Linked DNA regions of Homo sapiens: region 1 is linked to region 2. The links are chromatin loops, found by intact Hi-C in ENCODE. Cell type or tissue: chondrocyte. All regions are shown on one strand. Each heading gives the region's core, and the rest is flanking DNA. Links, peaks and the distances in the headings are about the cores only.

Region 1 (5,375 bases), core at 150-5,149, 1.0 Mb after region 2:
AAGACTTATTTGCCATTTAAAGCTCACACCTGCGCCTGCACGGTAAACTGTCAGGACTGCTTTTCCAGCAGAAAGCATGCTTGCATCTCCGCACCTGCACAGAGAAGGGAAAGGGTTTGTCTTTTCTTCCCATTTGAATATCTGACCTGTAGTTCAGCTGGACAAGCTAAACACTCAAGAAACGAAGTCCCTCCTGACCCGCGTCTGTGGGGCATCCCTCCCTTTGCAAACTGTCCCTGCTTGGTTTTCTAGACCGAATGCAACCCCAGTGCCCTCTGGGCTCCCCTGTTCTCCTCCCTTCTATCTTGGCACCAAACGTGATCTGCCCCTATCAACGGCAGGGCCACTGAGATGAAAACACAGGCAAACCTCTTCATGCCGCACCTTAACGCATGGCAAGGGGAGGAGAAACTTACTCCGACAGGCAGTGTCAACCAGGAGGCTTGGAAAGGGCCCTGCGCCCAGCACACAGCCCCCAGTGAAAGAGAACCGGTTCCAGGAACTCCGTTCCTGTAAACGGATTTCTTTTGATAAGTGCCCTGTCAATTAAAACCCAAACTGATTTTCTGTTCTTTCTCAACTGGTGTCTCCCTTCCAGAAAGTTCAGCAGTACACAGTCATCGTTCAGGCCACAGATATGGAAGGAAATCTCAACTATGGCCTCTCAAACACAGCCACAGCCATCATCACGGTGACAGATGTGAATGACAACCCGCCAGAATTTACCGCCAGCACGGTGAGTCCCTCGAAGCTGCCCAGTGACGCATGGCCCGTGCAGGGCAGGAATGCACTGGCGTGCGGCACAGCCTCCTCTCTCTCTGCGGCTCTGCCTGACGGGCACTTGGCAGATAGCGTGTAAGAAAGGCCCTGGGCAGCGGAGGCTGCTGTGTGGAGTGGCTCGATTCCTGATGTGCGCAGTAGGAGAGAGGCCGGGGCTCAGTCAGGGAGGGGACCGGCGGCGGAGGTCGGTTGCCACCTGGGAGGCATCTCTGTGATGTCTGGAGGAGTTGACTGGTACTGCCTGGGCTGATGTCACTGCCACTTTGGAAGGCCTGCGTGTGGGACCCGCTTGGGGAATGCCCAGATGGGGCCTTGGCATGGCGGGTCCATCCCTGTGTGTGGAACTTGGCTGACCCTCTGTGGCCTGCTGTCGGCAGAAAGGGGGTTGTGACTGGGCCCCATACCGGCTGCCTGGGGCCTGAGTGACCATTCACTGAATGTTGTTGAAAGTCCAGTGTGAGCCCCGAGCCCCTAGTTCACAGGGGACCAAACTCTCTCTGGTGGGAACACGGTGGAGACAGGGCTGTAAGGCATGCAGCCCCCACTTCCTCTGGATTCCAGCAGGGCAGCTGCACCACCAGGAGGGACCCTTCCCTTGAAATCTGCAGAGGCCACTGCGCCGACAGACATTTGATGACCCCACTTCCCTGCTGCCCAGCGATCTGGGGAGGTCCCGGCCTTGGCTGTCGCCCTGCTTACCAACCAGGACCCTTTGTGGTGATTCCCTGGGTCCATGGGGTGTGACACGGTGTCCCCAGGCTGTCATTTTGGGCCCCGTGTGGCAGTGCTGACATCATGGGCACGTGGCCCAGCCCCGGGAGCCCCTCTAGAAAGGTCGAAGGCACCAGGCTGGGACGTGCAGAGGGGAGAGTCAGCGAGGGCTCCCAGAGTGGCCGTGGCCCTGAGATGCCAGGATCTCAGGGTCTTCTCTGCTCCTACCACCATATCACCCCCTTCTCCCCCAGGCCTAGGCCCCCGCAGAGCTGTGTGTCAGTCATGATAGCAATGACAGTGGCACACCAGCTGCATCTGTGGAGGTGCCCCTCGGGCACCAGGGTGAGGCCAGGGTGCGGCCAGGGTACAGCCAGGGTGCAGAGCTAGCCTCTGATCCCAGCCAACCCCGACCAACCCAGTGACAGATGAGGACTCTGGGCTCCGGGAGGCTAAGAGGGAGAGGGGAAGGGATGGGGTCAGGAGGGAGACGCTCCTCCCGGTGGGTGGGCCGGCTTGCTGAGAAGGCAACTAAGGCCAGAGCCCCTCGCCACAGCGGCCGTCCCGCATCTGGGCCTCCTGCGTCCTGCATCCCAGGCCTGGGGCGCAGCTGCACCAGGCGGAGGTGGCTGTGAGCACACAACGCCATCTGGTGGGAAGATGGCAGATCACAGCGAAGGAAGCCAGCTCAGCCCCACTGCAGCAGGGCAGGGGGGCTCTAGGTGCTCCCCCAGGCTCCTGGCAGTGAGTCCAGGCAGCAAGCGGCCAGGGCAACCAGGAGCCCGAGGAGCATTTAACCGGGCGCAGCCCCAGGATGCAACAGCTCTCATACAATTGGCCAGGAAGGCGTTCAGATGGTTTGGAAAACACCTGCTTCTCTCTCTTGGCTTCAGTCTCTATTTGCTCTCTTCCGGCCAGTGAGCAATGGTCAGGAAAAGCTCAGGGCCAGGCTGCCGGGGAGTCTGGACATAGGGGAAGCAGCTGCTAACCCCAGGGCCCTGAAGAATAATAACGTCCAGGCCCAAGAGCGCAGCAGGGCTGCACCCACACAGCTGGCCGGACAGCCCCAGCTGTCCTTCCTCCCTGACTCCGAGAAAGAAAAGGAAGTGATGGCAGGGAGGGAGGGGAGAAGGTGACCCAAATTGTGTGGAGCAGGTGTCTCTGCCTTTCTCGGAGCCAGCATCCCTGTGAAGGAAGATGGAGAACCGGCAGGATGTCCCTGACCTGCACATGCTCTGAAAAACGGCCAGCCCAGGGAGTCACACTGAGCCCCCCACAGAATTCTGCATTTGACTCAAGGCAACTTAAAGCACATTGCAGGGGAGAATTCCTGCCTCTGTGTCCCCATGAACGAAAGGTGGGGATGGCCTGATTCTCTGAGACGTTGGGGGGCAGAAGATAAACAAGGGGCATTGTGGTCCTAAATCCCAAAATTCAGAGAATCCCATCATTCCATTGCAAGCCCTACCCCTCGTCTCTGGTCCCCATCCCGAGACTCTGGGAGGCAAGCCCTACCCCTCATCTCTGGTCCCCATCCCGAGACTCTGGGAGGCCAAGGCAGAGGCCCTTCTAGACCTAGTGGACCAGCCACAAGCACTGACCAGCATAAGCACTGACCAGCACTGATCAGCCACCAGCGCTGACCAGCCACCACCATTTACCAGCACTGACCAGAAATGACCAGCCACCAGCACTGACCAGCACTAACCAACACTGACCAGCCATGAGGACTGACTAGCCACCAGCACTGACCAGCCACCCCCACTGACCAGCACTAAGCAGCCCTTGGCACTGAGCTACCCTCGCCGCAACTGCTGACCGGCCACACCACCCTGGGGCTCCTCCTCCTGGGACTGGGGCAGAGGGTCCCCATGGCATTTATTAGAGAGAGGCGTCTCTGTGCTTTTCCAATGGCTAAGCACAGGCTACTGCAGCCTCGTGCGCCTCCCAGAGATGGGCCATTGTCCATCCTTGGTTCCAGGGGGCCTCAGGCAGGTCCCAGACCCCAGATCACGGGGCAGGGGAACGGCATCTCTTGAGGAGTACGCAGATATGTCTAGATGCTTCTCAGCCAGTGTCTGCGGCACCTCCCAGTCTAACACAGTCCGGGAGAGGATCTGCAGTCCACTGCTTTGGTCAGGCCGGCGGGGTGACATGCTAGTGGGTGGACAATGGACGGATGACCCTGGCAGGGAGGGTTCCCTCCACCCTGCGGTGGCTTTTCCAGGTGACTGGGTCGCATGGTCCTGGAGAAGGGGTGTCAGTAAATACTCGGGGTTAGGATGGCCCTTGGTGTGTCCTCCTAGAGATGGGTGACAGGCAGGAGCCCCGGGACACTGTCCATGCCTCACCGTGGGACGGAGCAGGCAGAGGGGCCAGCAGGATGGCGAAGGCCGGCCACACTGCCGCACATGCCGCCAGGCTATTTTTACCAAGCCTAATCAAGAACAATCAGCAGAAGCTACAGAGATGCAGGGGATTTGCATGATCCGATTCTGAGTCCTAAATGTTAATTAAAAGTTATTTTCCCTTCACTGGCTCTGAGCGCGGCTGCACTGCCCACGTGAGGCTGAGTGGGGACCCTCGGCCCTCAGCACTCCCTCCAGCAGGTGAGCATGGGGTCTGCTGCGCTAGAAGCTGGTGGCCACAGAGGACACAAGCTTCAGACCCTGCCCCAAAGCCTCCTATTAACACCGATGGGTCCTGCAGTGAAGTTCTCAGGGACAGGTCCAGACAGCACAGAGTGACCCTGGAGATCTGGCATCACAGGCCTTCCTCCAGGCCACCCCCACCCCATCCACACACATGCTCACGGAGGGGGGGTCCCCTGGAGTCAGGAAGCCCAGCCCTGGCCCCACCCTTGGTCCCTGCCTGCTGTGTAGCCAAGGCCGGAGAGCTGGACCTCTCTGAGCCGCAGGATTTTATCCCGGCTTTCCACCTAGAATTAATCCCACCTCAAGGTGTCGTCGGGAGCACTGCTGATCTATGTGAAAGTTTAAGACTTCAGCAATATAAATCTGCTCTAAAAATGCCATGGGTGGTGCCCAGACCCCCATCCCAGGGGCATGGAGCTGGGTGGCGAGCAGACAAGGTTCCAGCTTTAACAGACCTGGAGTCCTGTCCCGTCTCGGTCTTTCATAGGTGAGGGGCTTACAACAATGTCACCAAAACCTTCTCAGCCCAGTTTCCCCAGCTGTTAAAAGAAGAGGGAGGGCCGGGCGCAGTGGCCCAAGCCTGTAATCCCAGCACTTTGGGAGGCCAAGGTGGGTGGATCACGAGGTCCGGAGTTCAAGACCAGCCTGGCCAAGATGTGAAACCCCATCTCTACTAAAAATATATATTTTAAAAAAAAATTAGCCGGGTGTGGTGGTGCGCACCTGTAATCCCAGCTACTCAAGAGGCTGAGGCAGAGAACTGCTTGAACCTGGGAGGTGGAGGGTGCAGTGAATCGAGATTGCACCATTGCACACTAGCCTGTCTCAAAAAAAAAAAAGAAAAGAAGAGGGAGGTGGTATATCATTGTTGTAGTTTAAAATGCATACATGATAAGACATATTTTGTTTTTACTGTATGTCTTTTGTGAATGATCTATTCCCCGTCCCAAGCAAGCATGAATAAAATCAGGTTAATTTTTTTCTTTTTTGAGACAGAGTCTCGCTCTGTCGCCCAGGCTGGAGTGCAGTGGCGTGGTCTCGGCTCACTGCAACCTCCGCCTCCTGGGTTCACGCCATTCTCCTACCTCAGCCTCCCGAGTAGCTGGAACTACAGGCGCCTGCCACCACGCCCGGCTAATTTTTTGTATTCTTAGTAGTGATGGGGTTTCACTGTGTTAGCCAGGATGGTCTTGATCTCCTGACCTCGTGATCCGCCCACCTCGGCCTCCC
Region 2 (5,375 bases), core at 127-5,126:
ATCTTTAAAGAATCCTGAATTGATAATATGTACATTTTGGGGGTATGGGTAATTAGGAACATATTTTTTAAAGTTTTCTGGTATTATTCCATTGTAATGACTGTTTACCAATGGTACTTTCTGTTTTTAAATGTGAAGATGTATGGAAATCGGCTGCTTCTACCATTTACCTTCACGATAAAACGTGGAATGTTTAGACTCTCCTAAGCTGGAGTGGCTTTGGGGGTGAATTCTGACTGGAACAAAATTCCGCACCCCTTCCTAAGTGAAGACATTGCTGGGTGGATTTTATTTCATGGTGTTCCTTTGGAAACCCCAAATCAGTGGGTTTTTCCTTTACTTCAAATAAAACTCATCTCTGTCTGACAGACTCTCCAGATCCCCAATATGTAATATATGGCTATGGATGGATTTTCTCATTTTCCTCTCTAGAGAACTTTGGAGCTCTTTCTCTGACACCCTGGATTTTCCATTCATGTAAAGGTGAATTCTTAAGTAACAGGACTGAAATCCACCCCGAGGTACTGTAATCCGCACTCCTCTGCACCTCTGCCAGCTCTCCCTGCAGCAGCTTTCCCTAGTGCACTGGGCAACCTTCCGAGCATCCCTTGGAGGCCTTGTCCCCTCCTCTGGGCATGTGCCAGGCATGGGTCCTGTATGGCCAGCACATCACATATCATGAGCGTGCGCAGCTCCGGGACTTGCATTCTTCACCGGCTGGGAGAAGAGTTAGGCATTTTTGTTATGTTCCCTTTTGAGTAAATAGATGTCTTTTTAAAAACCTGGGTCAATATTGCAATATCAACTTCCTTGTCAGCTTCTCTCCCAACAATGTTTGCAAGGGAGAAAAACACATTCAGCATTTACAGCAAACATAACAAATGCCTTCTGTCATCATTAATGCCTACTCCCCACCCATCATCTATCAGTTACTGAGAACCTCAGATTGCCTCCCACTCTTAGAATGACTCTTTGAACACTCCTTGTTTTCTGCAACCACGGCCCCTGCATGCCAGGCCACCATTCTTGCTCATCATAGCTTCCTCGTCTCCGAATTAACCCACTCAAACGCCTGCATGGGAGCCTTACTGAGGTCTTTGCACCATTCTGGGGTCCTCCAACCCATTCTTTATCTTCTAATCAAGTCATCTTTTGTAAACATCAATCTCACAAAGACATTGGCCCAAAATGCCCTTAATGGCATCCCAAAAGTTTTGAATTCTTTTTATGGCACCAAGGCCTGCCTGTTCCTCTGATTAATATTTATTCTCCTCTTTGGATGGGAAACTCCATGAGGTCAGGTGAAATGTCTCTCCTGTTCCAAGCTACATCGCCTACCCTAGTGCAATGCATGGCATATGGTATATACTCAGGGTGCGCTCGGCCATACGTAATAAATACACTCACTTCACACAGATGTCTGCCTACTGCAGCTTCAGCAAAACACTCCTAAAAGAATCTAAATGAGTGTAAACACCTTTAGACCTCAGCTAAAATGCTATTGTTGGCCATGCTCTTAGCTACTGTGTAATGCTGTCTCAACAATTCACCCAACAGAGAGTAGAGTCCAACAACTCAAGCAGAACACGGTTTGCCAGCCAGTCACCTTACCCAAAACGCCTACTCTGTAGGGTTGCTCTGAGGTTTAGAAATAAAATGTTGAACATAACGTCTAGCACACAGTGGATGTCCAGTCATTAATAGCGGTCATTACAATGATGCAAATCAAGGATTTTAAAGTCGTGCTTGGTAAAATGAGGTGATGCCATTGAGAAGGCAGCACCGGAACAAGAATTCCGATTGGCTGAAAACCCAAAAGGGAATAGGATTTTTTTTTTTTAGCAGGCAGGGTCTTTCTGAATGCAGGACATCCTCAGAATTCAGTTCATCCCATTTCCGTGGCTCAAATCCTAGCCCAAACACAGAGGAAAAATGGTGAGCCAAGAGACTGCAGCGATCAGCTGGCACGGGGCAGTCTCGCAAGGGAGCGAGCATGCATTTCAAGTTCTCCACGTCATTTCCAATGTGGGTATTCATGACCTAGCAGAAAACAGAAAAGACATTCCAGGCCTTGAAAATATGCAAATCAAAACAAAACAACCCATCCCTCAAGTGGCCTGTCAATAAAATATCCAAGTTTGGTGTTTTATTTGTGGAAAGAAACCCAATTGATCTTTCCCCAATGACTGGGGCAGCCCTGGCTTCTCTCCACCTGACACCCATGGCACAGAACAGAGATGATCACAGCTCCACCCCACTTCACTTGCACTGATATGTGGGAAAACCTTTCAACAGATATCAGTACCTTTCAATTTAGAAGCAGTCAACTCTACAGATTGTGTTGTAGACAGTATATTTTCTGGACTTAGTTAACATTGCCTAGATGCCTAGATACCAAATTTGGTGAAAGAGGCTTTAACTCTCCTTTCCTTTCTTTTTGAAATGGCAGGATGATCAGGTGCCACCCCCAGGTCACAAGGCCCCGTCCCTATTTTTCCATAGTGTGGATTCATTATCAAGACTAAGAAGCCCGTTGCCTGTTCAGAAACTACCAAGTTAGTAATTACAACGTGGCTTTTTTCCCCTCATGTTTTACTTGAACAATGTGGGAGGAGATAAAAGTTGGTGAACGTTGTTTGATATTTTAATAGAAGGATTGAACACACATCTCAGTTTTTTATGCCATTTTGTCTTGCTTGCGTATGCTGTGTAAGGGTCAACCATTAATAAAACATGTAACACACTAATGGCCCATAAAGAGTATACTTTGTTGTAAGACAACAGGCAAATCCCTGTCTTTGCTTAAACCAGTGCTCTCAAAGAATCTCGCGTCTTTTATTGTCTTTTTATAAAGATATTTTCATCAGGTGGAGGAAGGGTGCTTAGATGTTCATTGTTTTAAAAAGATAGTTTACTCCTTTAAAAGAAAACATGCTCCACTCCATTCTTTGACTTGCATTTGAGAACTGGGGGTTCTCTGAGCGTGGGGGTTCCTGGCGGCTTCTCTGGGAAGTGTCTCTGCCCTTGCCCACTGCCCTGTGTCACATTCTTCTATTGTTACCTGTCAATATCACCTGTCCCCTACCTGAGCTTCTCAGGATATGGCAGCACCTGTTCACAAGTGAGAGGGCAAACCTGGGCTGGTATTCAGCCGGAGTCCCAGTAGATGGCACTGTTCCCTCTGACTTTGCACCAGCCTGGATGAGGGGGACGTGGGCAGCAGGGGAGCTGACTTCTGGGGTCTGCCTGGGTTGCAGACAGAAGAAAGAAGGAGACACGCAAACCACAACTGGACGAGGGCTTGGAAATGTGAAACTCTCCCTGCTGTGATCCTTGCAGGATGAACAAGTTTACGGTATCTTACTTATATTGCCAACAAATAAGATCAGAAATGTTGCCCAAGGGCAACAAGAGGAGATTCAGCAAAGCCTTTATTTAAGACCATGGTTTCCTGAACAAGCATCCCTGGCTGAGATGATGTCCATTCTTTGGAGTCAGACTCTTCAGAATTCCAGCTCTAACCCAGGCTGATGAGATGCACCATGTACCCTTTGGCCTTAGTCTTAGAAGGGAGACCTTCTCACATCTACAGTGGAGATGTAAATGGTACCCACCTCTTCCGGTGCCTGGGAAGATTAGATGAGATGGTTTCCCAGGAAACTGTAAGAAGTAACCACCTACTATCAGCACCTGCATCATTTTGTCATGGTTATTACTGTGATTATTATACTCCTTCATACAAATGTCACTCGCCTTCTTGCCAGGTGCCAGGATCTGAAATTGGCACAAAGAAATCACAGCTATTATGACATGGTTGCTAACTTCTGGAAATAAACAAATAGGTTTTTTTTAGAAAAAGGTAAGTAAATATAACAAAAACATCAAAATGGCATAAGGAGGTTATGAATAAATGCCAACAGAAGGACACAGGTGGTATCCATACCGGGGCGAGGGAAGGGAGAGTGGCAAAGGCCAGAGAAGCCACTGAAGCTAAGAGGAGGGGGAGAGAATTGATTAAAATGTATGGAGAGGAATAAGGAGGTTGTTGGTGACGACTGGGGAAATAAATGTGCAAAGGAAAAGTGGGAATCAAGGTTAGGCCAAGAAGAGGGAGGAGGGGAAACAGCTTGAAGCTGCCCAAGAAGGGCTTTGAGCAACCTAAGGCTCAGGGTTCTCCTGGGGCTGTAGACTTTCCTTATGGAGTTTTGCATCCTAGCTCCCATCATATGTGGGCTGGAGAGAAACACAGCCCCCTTCACCTACAATATTCTGTTTCTGACATTCTATGTACATGAGAAACAATTGGTTTCACCACAATTTCTTTTTTATTTCTTTTTCTTTTTATTATACTTTAAGTTCTAGGGTACATGTGCACAATGTGCAGGCTTGTTACATATGTATACATGTGCCATGTTGGTGTGCTGCACCCATTAACCTGTCATTTACATTAGGTATATCTTCTAATGCTTTCCCTCCCCTCTCCCCCCACCCTACAACAGGCCCCGGTGTGTGATGTTCCCCTTCCTGTGTCGTGTCCGTGTGTTCTCATTGTTCAATTTCCACCTATGAGTGAGAACATGCAGTGCTTGGCCTTCTGTTCCTGCGATAGTTTACTGAGAATGATGGTTTCCAGTTTCATCCATGTCCCTACAAAGGACATGAACTCATCATTTTTTATGGCTGCATAGTATTCCATGGTGTACATGTGCCACATTTTCTTAATCCAGTCTATCATTCTTGGACATTTGGGTTGGTTCCAAGTCTTTGCTATTGTGAATAGTGCCGCAATAAATATACGTGTGCATGTGCCTTTATAGCAGCATGATTTATAATCCTTTGGGTATATACATAGTAACGGGATGGCTGTAAGAAGAATCAATATGGTTTCACCACAATTTCAAACCAGTCTTGTGGGAGGGGAAGAGCAGGGATGGAGGTTCCTAGTTCACAAACAGGAAATGGACTTGTCCAAGGCTGGACAAAAATAGAGACAGAGTTGAGTCTGCAACCCCACAGCCATTTCAATTGCATGACTCTCTCTTAATGAACAAGTTTAATTAAATTCTCAGGTAATGAGAAGACACTGGCAGCTCATGGGCTCAGGGATGAGGAGACGAGAAGACAGGCAGGAGGCAGGGAAAGCAGGAGTCTCACAGGCAGGAAGACAATGAGGATGCCATTGCAGTGATGCAGTCGCACAGAGGAGACTCGTGCCAGGTGGGGGCAGCCAGGTGGAGCAGAAGAAAGACATTCAGGAAGTACAAACAAGGTACAAGTGGAGGCTTGGTCACTACTGGATTCAGAATAAAGGACAGAAAATTCAGAGATCACTCAGAGCATTGGAACCTGGCCCTTCACAGTAAAGTCTGTTCATT

What was found. Peaks named below come from ENCODE experiments on the same cell type or tissue, not always from the same donor. Only the 100,000 strongest peaks of a DNase experiment are listed, where the experiment ranks them.
Region 1: it touches region 2 in a loop (8-fold over the local background); 3 of 110 quality-filtered maps call a loop at or near these places.

The regions. Positions count from the first base shown.
Region 1 is chr20:61,894,312-61,899,686 of GRCh38, forward strand. It overlaps CDH4 (cadherin 4), which reads left to right. Exons shown (of 16, transcript NM_001794.5): 8 at 599-736. Among named protein-coding and RNA genes, the nearest start is that of MIR1257, 57 kb to the right of the region's middle. In chondrocyte, for the core only: CTCF peaks have their summits at 2,153 (motif pointing left) and 2,354; no DNase peak of the experiment used is centred there.
Region 2 is chr20:60,848,850-60,854,224 of GRCh38, forward strand. No RefSeq gene overlaps it. Among named protein-coding and RNA genes, the nearest start is that of LINC01718, 230 kb to the right of the region's middle. In chondrocyte, for the core only: CTCF peaks have their summits at 3,170 (motif pointing right) and 3,371; no DNase peak of the experiment used is centred there.